2 separate regions of the Homo sapiens genome follow, and region 2 is linked to region 1. The links are chromatin contacts, found by Hi-C or POLR2A ChIA-PET in ENCODE. All regions are on one chromosome and are shown on one strand. Each heading gives the region's core, a stretch centred on a gene start or an enhancer-like site at or near the end of the contact. The rest is flanking DNA. Distances are from core to core; before and after follow the strand shown.

Evidence for each region. Hi-C counts contacts between places; a loop is a spot of excess contacts on that map. ChIA-PET counts read pairs that join two places held with the same protein, here RNA polymerase II (POLR2A). Pooled maps may share reads with other maps.
Region 2: a pooled map shows a loop between it and region 1 (19-fold over the local background). The contact joins the promoter of IVNS1ABP here to the enhancer-like site in region 1. A Hi-C loop is called at or near these places in 1 of 37 single-sample maps with no recorded cell type and 6 of 50 pooled maps. POLR2A ChIA-PET finds 5 or more read pairs at or near these places in 1 of 52 experiments (PC-9).

Annotation. Positions count from the first base shown.
Region 1 is chr1:182,025,716-182,032,791 of GRCh38, reverse strand. No RefSeq gene overlaps it. Among named protein-coding and RNA genes, the nearest start is that of ZNF648, 32 kb to the left of the region's middle. RefSeq lists a silencer at 2,675-3,064. Within about 2 kb of position 3,056, at least 30 of the 41 ENCODE cell types and tissues checked have a DNase peak (open chromatin) inside an H3K27ac peak, as active enhancers do; they include PC-9, where a contact is called at or near this core.
Region 2 is chr1:185,315,458-185,322,571 of GRCh38, reverse strand. It overlaps IVNS1ABP (influenza virus NS1A binding protein), which reads left to right and starts at 5,329. Exons shown (of 15, transcript NM_006469.5): 1 at 5,329-5,619. It overlaps CBSLR (CBS mRNA stabilizing lncRNA), which reads right to left and starts at 5,120. Exons shown (of 4, transcript XR_007066771.1): 1 at 4,295-5,120. RefSeq lists enhancers at 4,311-4,390, 4,641-4,740, 5,390-6,003 and silencers at 5,071-5,380, 5,841-5,900.

The sequences.
Region 1 (7,076 bases), core at 1,807-4,306:
TCACATGTTCAGAACAGTGCCCGGGATATGCCTTTGATAGGTGTCAACTGATGAATAAGGTGAGACAAACAGTTTGATATGAATCCATATTTATTGGATCTCATAAACCCAAAGCAAGCTTACTGACAAGTACAGCAGATGGGGTCAGGGTGGGGGCAGGAGGGTTGCTTTGTTGCCCAGGCTGGAGTGCAGTGGTGTGATCACAGCTCACTGCAGCCTCAAACTCCTGGGCTCAAGCAATCCTCCCTAGTAAGTCTATCGAGTTGCTGGGATTACAGGCATCAGCCACCATGCCCAACCAATCAGGTGATTCCTCTCCTCTGCTTCTGTGTTGGGCCTATAAAAGTCCATTGCTCACACTGTGCAGCACTCTGAACTTTTGGTTCTCAGTGATGCATGATTCCTGAGTCATTCTTTGCTCAAATAAACTGGTAAATTTAATTTGTCTAAAGTTTTTCTTTTAACACATGTAAAGTATTATTACAGAAAAAAGTGTAACTATTAAAACAGTGTTTTCAAGGACCAAAAGCACAGAAGTCAATTAGTTTAGGCAACAACAATAAAATACTTTAGACAACTTTTTTTTTTTTTTTTTTTTTGAGACGGAGTTTCATTCTGTCACCTAGGCTGGAGTGCAGTGGCGCGATCTCGGCTCACTGCAACCTCCGCCTCCTGGGTTCAAGCGATTCTCCTGCCTCAGCCTCTTGAGTAGCTGGGACTACAGGCGCACGCCACCACGCCCAGCTAATTTTTGTATTTTTAGTAGAGACGGGGTTTCACCATGTTGGCCAGGATGGTCTCGATCTCCTGACCTCGTGATCCACCTGCCTCGGCCTCCCAAAGTGCTGGGATTACAAGCGTGAGCCATAGCACCCTGCCGACAACTTTTAAGAATAACCACACTGATGAGAATGTCCAGATATTTACTATAACAAATAACTTTTAAATAATGCTTACACTAGAGATTAAGAAAGAAATGGAGACTAAATAGGAGAGGGAAATGTTAGTCCTTTACACTTTAAATACTAAGAATATCAAACTAATATCATCTTTTCCTCACAAAGTAGCATTTATTAACTTTAGTACATGTTTTCTCAATATTTTTCCAAAAGAAATAATGGTTTCAATGACCGATCCTCAACTATCCCCCACCCCTTTCCATCAACCTCCTTGAGTTCATCATATCAAGATCTTCTTGTTTCCCAACAAGTCTTCATCAAGATTTACTCTCCAAGCTTTAGTTCCATCCACTCACCTACCCAACCTTAAAACATCTATTTATACATTTGTCCGTCCCTTTTCTCCCACGTATATGTCCATCCTTGTAGCTATTCCCTCGCCCACCTGTCTGTCCATCATCAATCCGTCCATGCTACATTTACAGAATATTGAGATAAAGGCATTGCCCTAACAACTTGATACAGGAATAAGTAAAGAGAGAATTATATCACGGTATAAAAAATGCCACCAAGGAGAAGCATCCCAGAACTCGATGGTAGTACAGTGGAAAGACCTGTACTTGGAGGAAAGATAATGGAACTTTCTAGGAGAGTTGATACATTGGCTGAATTTCGAAGGTAAAATAAGCATTAGGAAGGTAAAGGAGTATTATGTACAAAGACAAAGAGATATATGAAAGCAATATGAGTCTGGAGAAACTGTAATTTGACCTGACTAGAAGGTAAGTTGAATAATGAGAGATGACTGAAGAAGCAGACAAAGTGGAGATGGCAGATAGCCTTTCCTTCAGTTATGGTTTCAAACCCTATGAAGAAAGCTGTTGAGTTTCTATCCACCTGCATATTTTTTATTATTATTTTAGTTAGGTGTGCTTTTTTCAAAGATAAACACTCTATTCCTTTTGCTTCTTCCAGTTTTCAACTGAAGATGTGGAGACCTCTCCTCACAGATGTGTTTTGAAAATTTAAAAGCATTTTAAACAGCAACCTAAGTAAATTAATTATTCAAGACAAGACACAGACCTCTTTAATTGCTTCAAAGAAAGTAAAATACCGGGTAACTTGTCAGGTATTTGTCCAAATCTTCTTTTCCCACAACTTCTGCTCCAAAGATTATGCATTTAGTAATAATACAAAAATCTATTAACAATATTTAGATTAATACTAAAATTTAGTAATAATTTAGAAATCTCTAGTTTGAACTATTCATGAGGAAATTACAAACTACTACACATCTCTAACTGGTAGCATTCACATGCCAGCTGTGGTCTATTATTTGGTGACATGCGGGGACTGCTTCTAAGTTGTTTGAGGGGCTTCTATTTTCTGAATATATCAAGGACAAGATGATGTGACCTGCAGCCCATTGGGGGTCAAGGGGAAAGGTGGTAGAGGTGAGGGATAAGAGAAGTAAAATGTAAGTGCAAAGGCTTTATTCTCTCTGCTTATGGATCTTTCCTCATATCCCCGAACGGAGTCCACCAATTCTGCTTCCCAGTAAACAGCCTATGGGGCACCTGCCTGTAAATACCTGGAGCATCATCAGGTTGGGGGGCGGGGAATTAACAAACACCCTAAAGCCTTTGAGGTAGAAGCAACGCAGGCCCTCTTATAATGTGGGCCAACCGCCCGGCCCCAGGCTCCGCGGATCCCGCCCGGAGTGGTCTCCTGGATCCTCTCTCCTCGGGCGGGCGTCCGGTTCCCGCGCGCTCCAAAGGGCTGCCCGCAGGCCGAGACCACAAGGGGGCGGCGCCTGACCCACTCAGCGGGCAGAAAGCGCTGCCTGCTCCGCTCTCCAGGCGCCGCCCCGGCTCCCGGATGTAGGGTGCTCTCCGCCCGCCCCGCCCCCCGGGGGGTGTGGTGCCCTCCGTCCGCCTCGCCCCCCTCACCCGCAGGCCACCCGGCTTCCCACCGGATGGCGGCGGCCGGGTCCTGGAGGCCCGCAAGGCGGGCGCCGCTCAGCGATCTTCGCTGATGGGCCGCGGCGGTAAAACCTGCCCCGCCCACTCGCGGTAAGCAAAGGTACGGCCCCCCAGGCCCCGCCCCCTGTCCTGACAGATAAGCCTCCTGGCCAACCAGGCTTCTCATCTTCCTCTTAAGTTTTGCTCCGTATCCCCGCCCCAGCTTTGAGCCCCACCCCCAGCGGACAAGCTCCGCCTCCAGCCCGCCTCAGAGGAAAGTGAGCTACAGGATAGGAAGCTGCGGGTCTGCGCAGCCTGAGTGCACAGAGTACCTGTAATGCCTGTGGTGCCGGCCGGGAGGGTTGGGCCCAGAAGAAGGCAGACTAGCCCCTGCCCTGCCCAACTTCAGTCCAGCCAAAGAGAAGTAAACGAGGGAGTGGGTGTTAGGTAAGGAAAGTACCCTGACCGGACGGGTTAGGTGAGAAGGTTTCTTGGAGGAACTGAGACCGGAAGATGGAAGGAATTCGCTAGGCCAGAGGCGGGAGGGTGCCCAGGGGAGGGGACAGAGTTCCAGTAAGAGAAAATAGCAGGCCTCGGTGAGAGGATCACCATAGGTTCCAGAAACTAAAACAATTTTTGACCAATATGGCTGGAGCATAGAGTAGTCCAGCAAGAAATAAAGCTGGACAGAGAATGGAAGTCAGATTCTAGAAGACTCTAGAGGTTCACACCTCTAGAGGCTTTTAAAGTGGGAACGTGGCATAATCAGATCTACATTTCATAAAGGTCACTCTGCAGAGTGCATTGGGAGAAGATCAGACTAGGGACAGGAAAATCAGAAGACTGGCATTGATGTGGACTAGGATGGGGGCAGTGAGGATGAAGAGAGAGGGGTGGATTTGAAAGATGTTTTGCACATAGAATTAACAAATTTTGGATGAGGTGGCAGGGTAGGTGAGAATTCAAGAGAATGAAGAGTAAAGATGATTTATTTCTGCATCAGCAAGGTCAATGGTGACCATACAAGTTATCGCTCGCTCCCCTCCATATTTTTAGCACTTTCAGAGCTGTTACCTTACTGCCTTGAGTGTTTCTCTTTTGCGTAGAGAATTTATTGCTGTTCCAGATTAGAGCTTCCTTGAAGAAATGGACATCTTCAGGTTTTCCTTTGCTTAGATTGTACCGCAAATTACCCATTTGATCATTTGCTGAATGATCCAATGAATCAATGGCCCCAAGGGTTTGATCCTCAAAACTAAAAAAAAAAGCTGTCAGAAAGGCCAGTCCTCAAGAGGTACATTTATAGTCATGTGCCCCATAATGACATTTTGATCATCGATGGACTACATATATGACATTAGTCCCATAAGATTATAATGGAGCTGAAAAATTCTTATCACCTAGCGACAAAGCCATTGTAACACTGTACCGCAATGTATTACTCACATGTTTGTTGTGATGCTGGTGTAAACAAACCTACCATGCTGCCAGTCATATAAAAAGGTAGCACACATGATTATGTGCAATACATAATACTTCAAAATGATAATAAACGACTGTTACTGGTTCATATATTTACTGTATTATACTTTTTATCATTATTTTAGAGTGCATTCCTTCTACTTATAAGAAAAGTTAACTGTCAGCCTCAGGCAGGCCTTTCAGGAGGTATTCCATAAGAGCATTGTCATCATAGGAGATGACAGCTCCGGGTGTGTTATTGCCCCTGAAGACCTTCCAATGGGACAAGATGTGGAGGTGGAAGACAGTGACACTGATGATCCTGACTCTCTGTAAGCCTAGGCTAATGTGTGTGTTTGTGTCTGTTTTTAACAAAAAAGTTTAAAAATTAAAAAGTTAAGATATAAAAAGCTTATAGAATAAGGATATAAAGAAAAAAAAGTTTTGTGTATCTGTACAATGTATTTATGTTTTAAACTTATTATAAAAGAGTCATTTTTTTCAAGTTTATAAAGTAAAAACATTATGGTAAGCTAAGGTTACTGATGAAAGAAAAATATTTTTTCATAAATATAGTGAAACCTAAGTGTACAGTGTTTATGAAGTCTATAGTAGCGTACAGTAATTTTTCTAACAAAAATATATACTATTCACAGAATATTAAAAAGACTAGAAGATAAGGAATCACTTTTCTGATATGAGTCAATATTTGATCCTACATCATGTTATCACAGTAAAATAGAATCAAAGATTGACTCACCCCAGCATTATCAAAAGACCATGGAGGCCAGGCGCGGTGGCTCACGCCTGTAATCCCAGCACTTTGGGAGGCTGAGGCGGGTGGATCATGAGGTAAGGAGTTCGAGACCAGTCTGGCCAACATAGTGAAACCCCATCTCTACTAAAAATACAAAACATTAGCCAGATGTGGTGGTGTGTGCCTGTAATCCCAGCTACTCAGGAGGCTGAGGCAGGAGAATCGCTTGAACCCGGGAGGCGGAGGTTGCAGTGAGCTGAGATCACGTCATTTCACTCCAGCCCAGGCGACAGTCTGAGACTCCGTCTCAAAAAAAAAAAAAAAAAAAAAAAAGACCATGGATTTGGGGGCCAAGCAGCCCTGGGTTTGAATATTGGCATATTGGCTCTATCCCAAACTAGCTGGGCAATTCTGGACAAGTGAGGAATTCCTTAAGACTCAGTGTTAGTTTCCTAGGGCTGACATAAGAAAGCACCAAAAACCGGGTGGCTTAAAACAACAGAAATGTATTACATTACAGTTCTGGAGGCTGGAAGTCCAAAATTGGTGTCAGTAGGGTCATGCTCTCCTGAAGGCTCTGTAGGAGGATCTCTTCCATCTCCTAACTTCTAGAGGCCCAGGTGTTCCTTGGCTTGCTGATACATCACTCCAATGCTCTGTCTTCACAGGGTGTTCTGGGTCTCACCATCTTCTTATGAGGGCACCAGTCACATTGCATTTGGAACCCACCCTATTCTAGTATGAACTCAAATTATTGTATCTACAATGTCCCTATTTCCAAATAAGGCCACATTCTCAGGTACTGAGGGTTAGGACTTTCACATGTCACTTTTCGGGGGACAAAATTCAATCCATAACACTCAGTATCTTCATCACATAGTTGCGAATAAAGGTACCTTCCTTGGAGAGCCATTATGAGAACCGTGTATGAACTTATTTTTAAAAATTCCTAGCACAATATCTGACACATGATAAATAAGAAAAGTGAAATGTAATAAAAACCAGTCCATTGGAATGATACATTCTTTTTTTTTTTTTTTCTCGCTCTGTCACCCAGGCTGGAGTACAATGGCGTGATCTAGGCTCACTGCAAGCTCTGCCTCCCAGGTTCATGCCATTCTCCTGCCTCAGCCTCCTGAGTAGCTGGGACTACAGGCACCTGCCACCACACCCGGCTGATTTTTTGTATTTTTAGTAGAGACGGGGTTTCACCGTGTTAGCCAAGATGTTCTCGATCTCCTGACCTCGTGATCCGCCTGCCTCGGCCTCCCAAAGTGCTGGATACATTACTTTTAATGGTGAAAAGCACAATTACTTTTGCACCAATCTTATAGTTATCAATACTGTCTTTAAACAGTGTTTCTAATATTTTCTGCTATTATCCTTTACAGTCACAAGCAATGAGTTCTGCTTTTCACCCTCTTCTTGCCTTACCCTATTTGTGTTTCTATTTTCACTTTTTTAAAGTAAACCATCTTTATCTATATGTGGGATATACCTTTTAAAAACTCTAGCACACACCTTAATGAAGAGCTCCCAAATATAATCAACAAATGTCTCAGGTGATATGTCCTAGAAGTGAGGGAAGGGAAGGTGAGAAAAAGCAGTGTTTTGCACTAATATATTATTTCTAATTCTCATTCCAACCCCATGAGACAAGCATTATTAACCTTGCTTTTAGAAGAAGAAACTCAGGCTGAGAGAAGGTTAAGTAACTTGCTTAACGTCAGAGCTAGCATGTGGTAGGGACAACATTCCCCCCAGGTTTGCTTGGCTCCAAAGAGCACATGTATTATTCTCCCCTCCTTCCATCACCTTGTGGTATTATTTCCAAACTCACATTATCTTTTCCTATTTCCTTTCCAAGTAGTCACTTGGAGCTGTCATTTTCCGTATTCATATATTTCATTAAATCCTTGCTTCTCTTTCCCAAAATTGGCCAGAAGTAAAATTGTGAAGTATGTAGAAATCTTCTTTTGATCATTTGGTAAACTTTGA
Region 2 (7,114 bases), core at 4,080-6,579, 3.3 Mb before region 1:
TTTGCAGTGGTTTTCAGGCTTTAGTAGAGGTACAAGATGCTATGGTGTTTGTCAGAATGTAGGTTTCCAGGCCACTTTCCTAGAGACTAGACTTACCAATTTTAGGACAGGGTTTCTCAATCTTGGCACGACTGACATTTCAGGTGGAATCATTTTTTGCTGTGGGACAGTGTCCTGTGCTTTGTAGGATGTTCAACAGCATTCCAGGTCCACTAGATACCTGTAGTACGTCTCCCCCAGTCATGTTTCCAGGGATTGCCAAATATTCCCCAGGGGAAAACCACTCTCTTCCTTTGAAAATCATTAGTCTAGGGTAAAGCCTAAGTGAGAGGTGACAGCATGCTGGCAGTCCTCACAGCCCTCGCTCGCTCTCAGTGCCTCCTCTGCCTGGGCTCCCACTTTGGCGGCACTTGAGGAGCCCTTCAGCCCGCGGTTGCACTGTGGGAGCCTCTTTCTGGGCTGGCCAAGGCCAGAGCCAGCTCCCTCAGCTTGCGGGGAGGTGTGGAGGGAGAGACGCGGGTGGGAACCAGGGCTGCCCATGGCGCTTGAGGGCCAGCGCGAGTTCCGGGTGGGCATGGGTTCGGCGTGTCCCGCACTCAGAGCAGCCAGCCGCCCCGCCATCCCTGCCGGCCCTGGGCAGTGAGGGGCTTAGCACCTGGGCCAGCAGCTGCTGTGCTCGACTTCTCGCTGGGCCTTAGCTGCATCCCCGCGGGGCAGGGCTCGGGAACTGCAGCCCGCCATGCCTGAGCCTCCGCCGCCCAACCGTGGGCTCCTGAGCAGCCCGAGCCTCCCCCACGAGCGCCGCCCCCTGCTCCACGGCGCCCAGTCCCATCGACCACCCAAGGGCTGAGGAGTGCGGGTGAACGGGGTGGGACTGACAAGCAGCTCCACCTGTGCCCCTGTGCAGGATCCACTGGGTGAAGCCAGCTGGGCTCCTGAGTCTGGTGGGGACTTAGAGAACCTTTATGTCTAGCCAAGGGATTGTAAATACACCAATGGGCACTCTGTATCTAGCTCAAGGTTTGTAAATACACCAATCAGTACCCTGTGTCTAGCTCAGGGTTTGTGAATGCACCAATGGACACTCTGTATCTGGCTACTCTGGTGGGGACTTGGAGAACCTTTGTGTGGACACTCTGTATCTAGCTAATCTAGTGGTGACGTGGAGAACTTTTGTGTCTAGATCAGGGATTGTAAACGCACCAATCAGCATCCTGTCAAAACGGACCAATCAGCTCTTTGTAAAATGGACCAATCGGCTCTCTGTAAAATGGACCAATCAGCAGGATGTGGGTGGGGCCAGACAAGAGAATAAAAGCAGGCTGCCCAGCCAGCAGTGGCAACCCGCTGGGGTCCCCTTTGATCCTGTGGAGGTTTTGTTCTTTCACTCATTGTAATAAATCTTGCTGCTGCTCACTCTTTGGGTCCACACTGCCTTTAAGAGCTGTAACACTCACCGCGAAGGTCTGCAGCTTCACTCCTGAAGCCAATGAGACCATGAATGCACCAGAAGGAAGAAACTCCGAACAAGTCTGAACGTCAGAAGGAACAAACTCCGGACACGCTGCCTTTAAGAACTGTAACACTCACCGCTAGGGTCCATGGCTTCATTCTTGAAGTCAGTGAGACCAAGAACCCCCCAATTGTGGACACATAAGGACCTGCATTTCTAGGAAGAATACACAGGTGATTCCAAAGAATGTGTTCAGTGGACCACACTTAAAAAATGAACTAAGGTTTTATGAGTTGAGCTGTGTTCCCTCAACATTTGTATGTTAAAGTCCTAACCCCCAGTATCTCAAAATATGACCTTATTTGGAAACACAGTAGTTGCAGGTTTAGTTAAAATGATGTCATACTGGAGTAGGGTGGGCCCCTAATTCAATTAACCCTGGTGTCCACAGAAAAAGGGGAAATCTGAACAACAGATACCCAGACAGGGAGAACATGTGAAAACTGGAGTTATGTTGACAAGCCAAGGAACTACCAGAAGTTAGGAGAGTGGCCTAGAGCCTTCAGAGGGAATAGGGCCCTGACAATACCTTGATCTCAGACTTCTAGCCTTCCGAACTGTAAGACAAATTTCTGGAGGGTTTTTGTTTTTGTTTTTTTAGAAACAAGGTCTTACTCTGTTGTCTGAATGCAGTGGCACGATCATAGCTCACTGCAGTCTTGAACTCCTGGGCTCAAGTGATCCTCTCCCCACCACCAGTAGCTGGGCTTATAGGTGCAAGCCATCATGCTTGACAACTTTCTGTTGTTTAAGCCATTCAGTCTGTTATGGCAGCCCTAGCAAACTAATACATCAAGAATAAACAAAACACAAGTCAGTTAAGGATGGAGACAACATCTGAAGCAGGATCAGGGTGAATAAAGAAAAGATGGCAGATTGACACCAATTCCTGATTATCTTTCTCAGGACCTGACACAAAATAGGTATGCAAGAAATTCATAATTTTTATTAAGCACTCTCCAAATAAATCTTACCTAAGTATAGTAGTCACCCCCACCCCCTTATGCCTGGTGGATGTGTTCCAAGACACTCAGTGGATGCCTGAAACCTTAGTATTGAACTCTAAATGCACTATGTTTTTTCCTATACATACATACCTATGATAAAGTTTCACTTATAAATTAGGCACAGTAAGATATTAACAACAATAATAATAAAATAGAACAGGCTGGGCGCCATGGCTCATGCCTGTAATCCCAGCACTTTGGGAGGCCGAGGTGGGCAGATCACCTGGGGTCAGGAGTTCGAGACCAGCCTGGCCAACACAGCAAAACCCTACCTCTACTAAAAATACAAAAATTAGCCAGGCGTGGTGGCGGGCACCTGTAATCCCAGCTACTCGGGAGGCTGAGGCAGAAGAATCACTTGAAACCTGGAGGCGGAGGTTGCAGTGAACTGAGATTGTGCCATTATAGTCCTGGTTGGGAGACAAGAAGCTCTGTCTCAAAAAATAATAATAATAAAATAAAACAATTTTAAGAGTGTACTGTAATAAAAGTTATGTATGGTCTCCCTCTCAAAGCATCTTAGTGTACTGAACTCACCCTTCTCCTTCTTGTGATGTGAGATGATAAAATACCTACATGATGAGATGAAGTGAGGTGAATGACATAAGTATTGTGACATAAATAGCAAATTCCAGAAATAAACGATTCATAAGTTTTAAATTGTGCACCATTCTGAGGAGCACAGTCTGCTCTGTCCCTGCCCAGATTGCCATTAGCCAGTTGCTGTCTGGGTTGTCAGACTGTTGCAGTGTGACAGTGCTTGTGTTCATATAACTATCATTTTATGTAATAATACCCCCCAAATGCAAGAGTAGTGATGTAACATTTTTGGGCCATGGTTGACAAAATCTTGGAAAGTGAAACCAAGGATAAGGGGGACTGCTATATTAAGAGCAAAATCTTACAACATAATGTGTTACTTTAAGAGGTAGAAATTAACCATCAGGTTCCCTGAAAGGCATAAATGGAATGCATAAGTTATGCTATTATTCATAGAGAAGGTAATAAGTAAATTTGAAATTCCATACAAAGCAAAAATACAATGAGTGTGGGCACACTGTAGCTTTAAGAAAAGTGTTGACTGTTTCAGGTCACAAAGACACTATTTAGAGTATAGCAAGTGTGACCATGTGTCCAACAGGCCAGCAGTCATGTGTCTACGCAGAGTGGGCAATTCATACTCTCCCACTGGAAGGATGAAACCCATTGTATTAAAGAGCTTAAAAGTACGTACCCTGATAGTTTCATTTGTAAGAAAAGTAAACATTGCTGTCAGTTATTATCAGCAAGACAAAACAAGAGCACAGTGTCAAATGTCAGTCTTTTTCTCCTTAAGAAAGATATAAAAAATCACTCGAATAGACATCTTAGTTCTTGTTTCCTCCTACAATTAATTGTCCGGGGGCGGGGGGACGGGGTGCGGGCGGGGCGAGGGAGACATACAAGAAATCTGTGAGAAAAAAAGGGGCGGGGGAATAAGTCTCCTTGCCTCAAGATTTTAGAAAAAAAGTTGTAAACCTATTGCAGATGAAGGCTCCCACAATTTATTTTTCCTGCTTCTATAAGCATAAATAGTTAATGATAAAAATGGTAAGAGGCATTGACAAAGAGCTCCTAGAATGTCTACAAATTAAGGTGAGTGATCAAACACAAGGTTAGGCCTAGACAGCTTAAGTGTCCTCCACAAATCAGGATAAGCGTTAACAGGACATTAACCTGGAAGCCTTTACCAAACTCTAATTTGGATATAATTTTACCTCACTAAATCCCTCACCTTCAATCAAAACTCCTTTCCCACGTGCCCTTCAGAGTCCACGAAGTTGCTGCCAGATCCCAGCTTAAATCACGTTTCGCTTTCACAGATCTCCCTCCCGGGCAAGGTGGTGGGGTGGATAATGAAGTTTGGCACCTGGTATAAAGGGCCCCAGTAGGTTAGGATAGGAACTACCACTTCTCAGGTGTGTTTTCTTTTTCCGGAAGAGGGCAAGACCAGTAGAGAACTGACTCAGCGTCTCCGACACGAGGAGAGCTGCACGCAGACAAAACAGACCCGGGGGGTGAAAAGTGGAAGTAAACTGGTGTTTGTGGCACCACTGATTTACACCTTCTCTGACTTCTCCAATATTTTTTTCCCCAAGTGACTCAATCTTCTCACCCAAACCAGGCCAAATGAGGGGTTAGTTGTTCGACTTCTTCTCAGAGTGCCTCTCTTCTTCCTCACACTCTCCACGCCTCCTCTCCGCACCCGCCACTTCCCCCCCGACCCTTAAGTTAAGGGCTCATGCCCAACTAGATCCTAATGTCCACGACGAGCAGCTCCAGTCTAGGGGGGGTTGCCTAGAAGTAGGTCTGACGCCGAGCAATCTAATCTCCCACGTCTGATCTCTCAGGCTATTGTGCCTCGAGGGGAAGTCAGAACAGGTGAGGGCGGCTTGAGGGAACCAGTTCCGGGACAGGCAACGCACAGGGCGGCGAAAGTGAGGGTGCGGGGCAAGGAACGGAGGGAGGGACAAAGGCGCGATAAGAGGAACGAGGGCGCCCCCCGAGCGCCGCCTATCTCCTCAGGATCACCTTGCGCTGACCTAGTTACACCGAGAAGGAAGGAACCCCAGTAGACCAGGGAGGAAGGCGGGGCGGGATGTGGGCGGGGCCGCGGGTGGGGCGGGGCTTAGAGTGGGATCTTTATGGAGCTCGCCTGTGATTTGCAGATGGATTCGAGACGGAAGCGGGCTGGGAGGCGTCGGCGGCGGCAGCGCACGTGGTGACGTGCGAGGGGGTGCGGCGCGAGCGGTCGGCGGCGGCGGAGGCAGTGTCTCCCGGTCGCGCGTGGAGGTCGGTCGCTCAGAGCTGCTGGGCGCAGTTTCTCCGCCTGCTGCTTCGGCGCGGCTGTATCGGCGAGCGAGCGAGTTCCCGCGAGTTCTCGGTGGCGCTCCCCCTTCCTTTCAGTCTCCACGGACTGGCCCCTCGTCCTTCTACTTGACCGCTCCCGTCTTCCGCCGCCTTCTGGCGCTTTCCGTTGGGCCGATTCCCGCCCGCTTCCTCCTGCTTCCCATCGAAGCTCTAGAAATGAATGTTTCCATCTCTTCAGAGATGAACCAGGTAATACGCGCTGGTTCTACGAACGACAGATGAGGGAGACGGCGCGGCTAGAATCCGAGAAGAAGGGATGGCGCCGGCGGATGGGAAGAGGGTGGGAGGCGCGGAAGCGGTGTCCTCATCAGGGGAGGCAGCCCCAAGCGGCCGCCGCCGCCCTCTGGGACGTGAAGCCCGCGCCGCGCTGGGCCCGCGCTCCAGCGCTGCCATGGTTGCCAAGTTGCGTTGGCGGCCGAGAGCGGGCGCCGGTCGCCTCGGAGAGCGCGGAGGCTGGAGCCCCTTTGCTACACTGGCGCGGGTGAGGCAGGCTGGGAGGAACAAGAGTTTTTTGTTCGAAGGGTTTTGGGGGGCCTGGGTTAGGGCGCCGCGGGCGGGGATGACCCGCCGGAAGGAGGGCGCGGGACTCCCCGTTCTTGCTGTCAGGAACGGACGCCTCGCCTCGGGTTTGCCTGGGGTTTGGGATTCTCTTCTGGAAGAGCTCTCGAGACTCGGCTCGTGTGGGCGGGCAGCCAGCCCCGGGCCTGGAGTAGGGTGGCACGGAGTCCCCGATCGCCGTGGGCCGCGGGGTCCTTTGTTCCCGCTCCACGTTGCCCGCTTTTCTTGCCAAGCGCGGGGAGAAGGGGGCGGGAGGAGGGAGGGAGCGGCTGCCCTGACGTGTCGGTACTGAGTGACTGCGGGGCTGGCCAATCCGGGGCGGGGGTGTGCGGGTGCTGGGGGCCTCGCCTCGCAGCCTGCGGAGTGGGCGCCGGCCTGGCTGCGCGAGGAGGAAGGCCTGGGACGCTCTTTCTTTTTTATGAAAGAAATCAGTGGCAAGATTTGCTCTTTTTCCGTCCCTCCACGCTTTTGGTTAAGTGTCTCTGATTATAAGCTCTTGATGATAGGAAGGTATCAGGCTGAGGGTTGAACCTAGGGTAACTTGAACCACTACTTGAGAACTACATTTACTTTTTCCCCCAATAGGTAGTGGACATATCTATTGGTTTGAGACAGCTGACATTTCAAGGAGAAATCAGATGTCCAAAAGGGCGCATTTTTGTGATGGAGCGTGCAGTGATGGAGCGTTAGAACACCTTGGCATCAAGCTGTTCGTTGAGTGTGTCGTGGTCTTCTGTCTACTAATAGATGACAACTCTGGAAGCCTAGTACCACTCTTAACAGATGAATAAGTACAGCATGGACTAGACTGCCACAGGCCATGCTTTCTTTTAATAATTCTAGCACCAGTGATTGATTTAGGAAAAACAAAATACTGATGATTACTTTTAGGCTAAAGCCTGCTGACACTTCTGTCTTAAAGATACTGAAAGAGTAGTTGTATTTGTTAAGTCTGGACGTGAGGTAAACATGGACTTTAGAATTGAATTGAGACTAGTATCATTTAACGCCAGCTGGCAGGCTGCTTATCAAGCTTATAATTTGGTAGCCAGAGGTAAACGGAACTTGAGCCACTGACCAAAGAGAGCCCTGGAATGGTTTTCCTCTGTGTTTTCCTAATAGATGA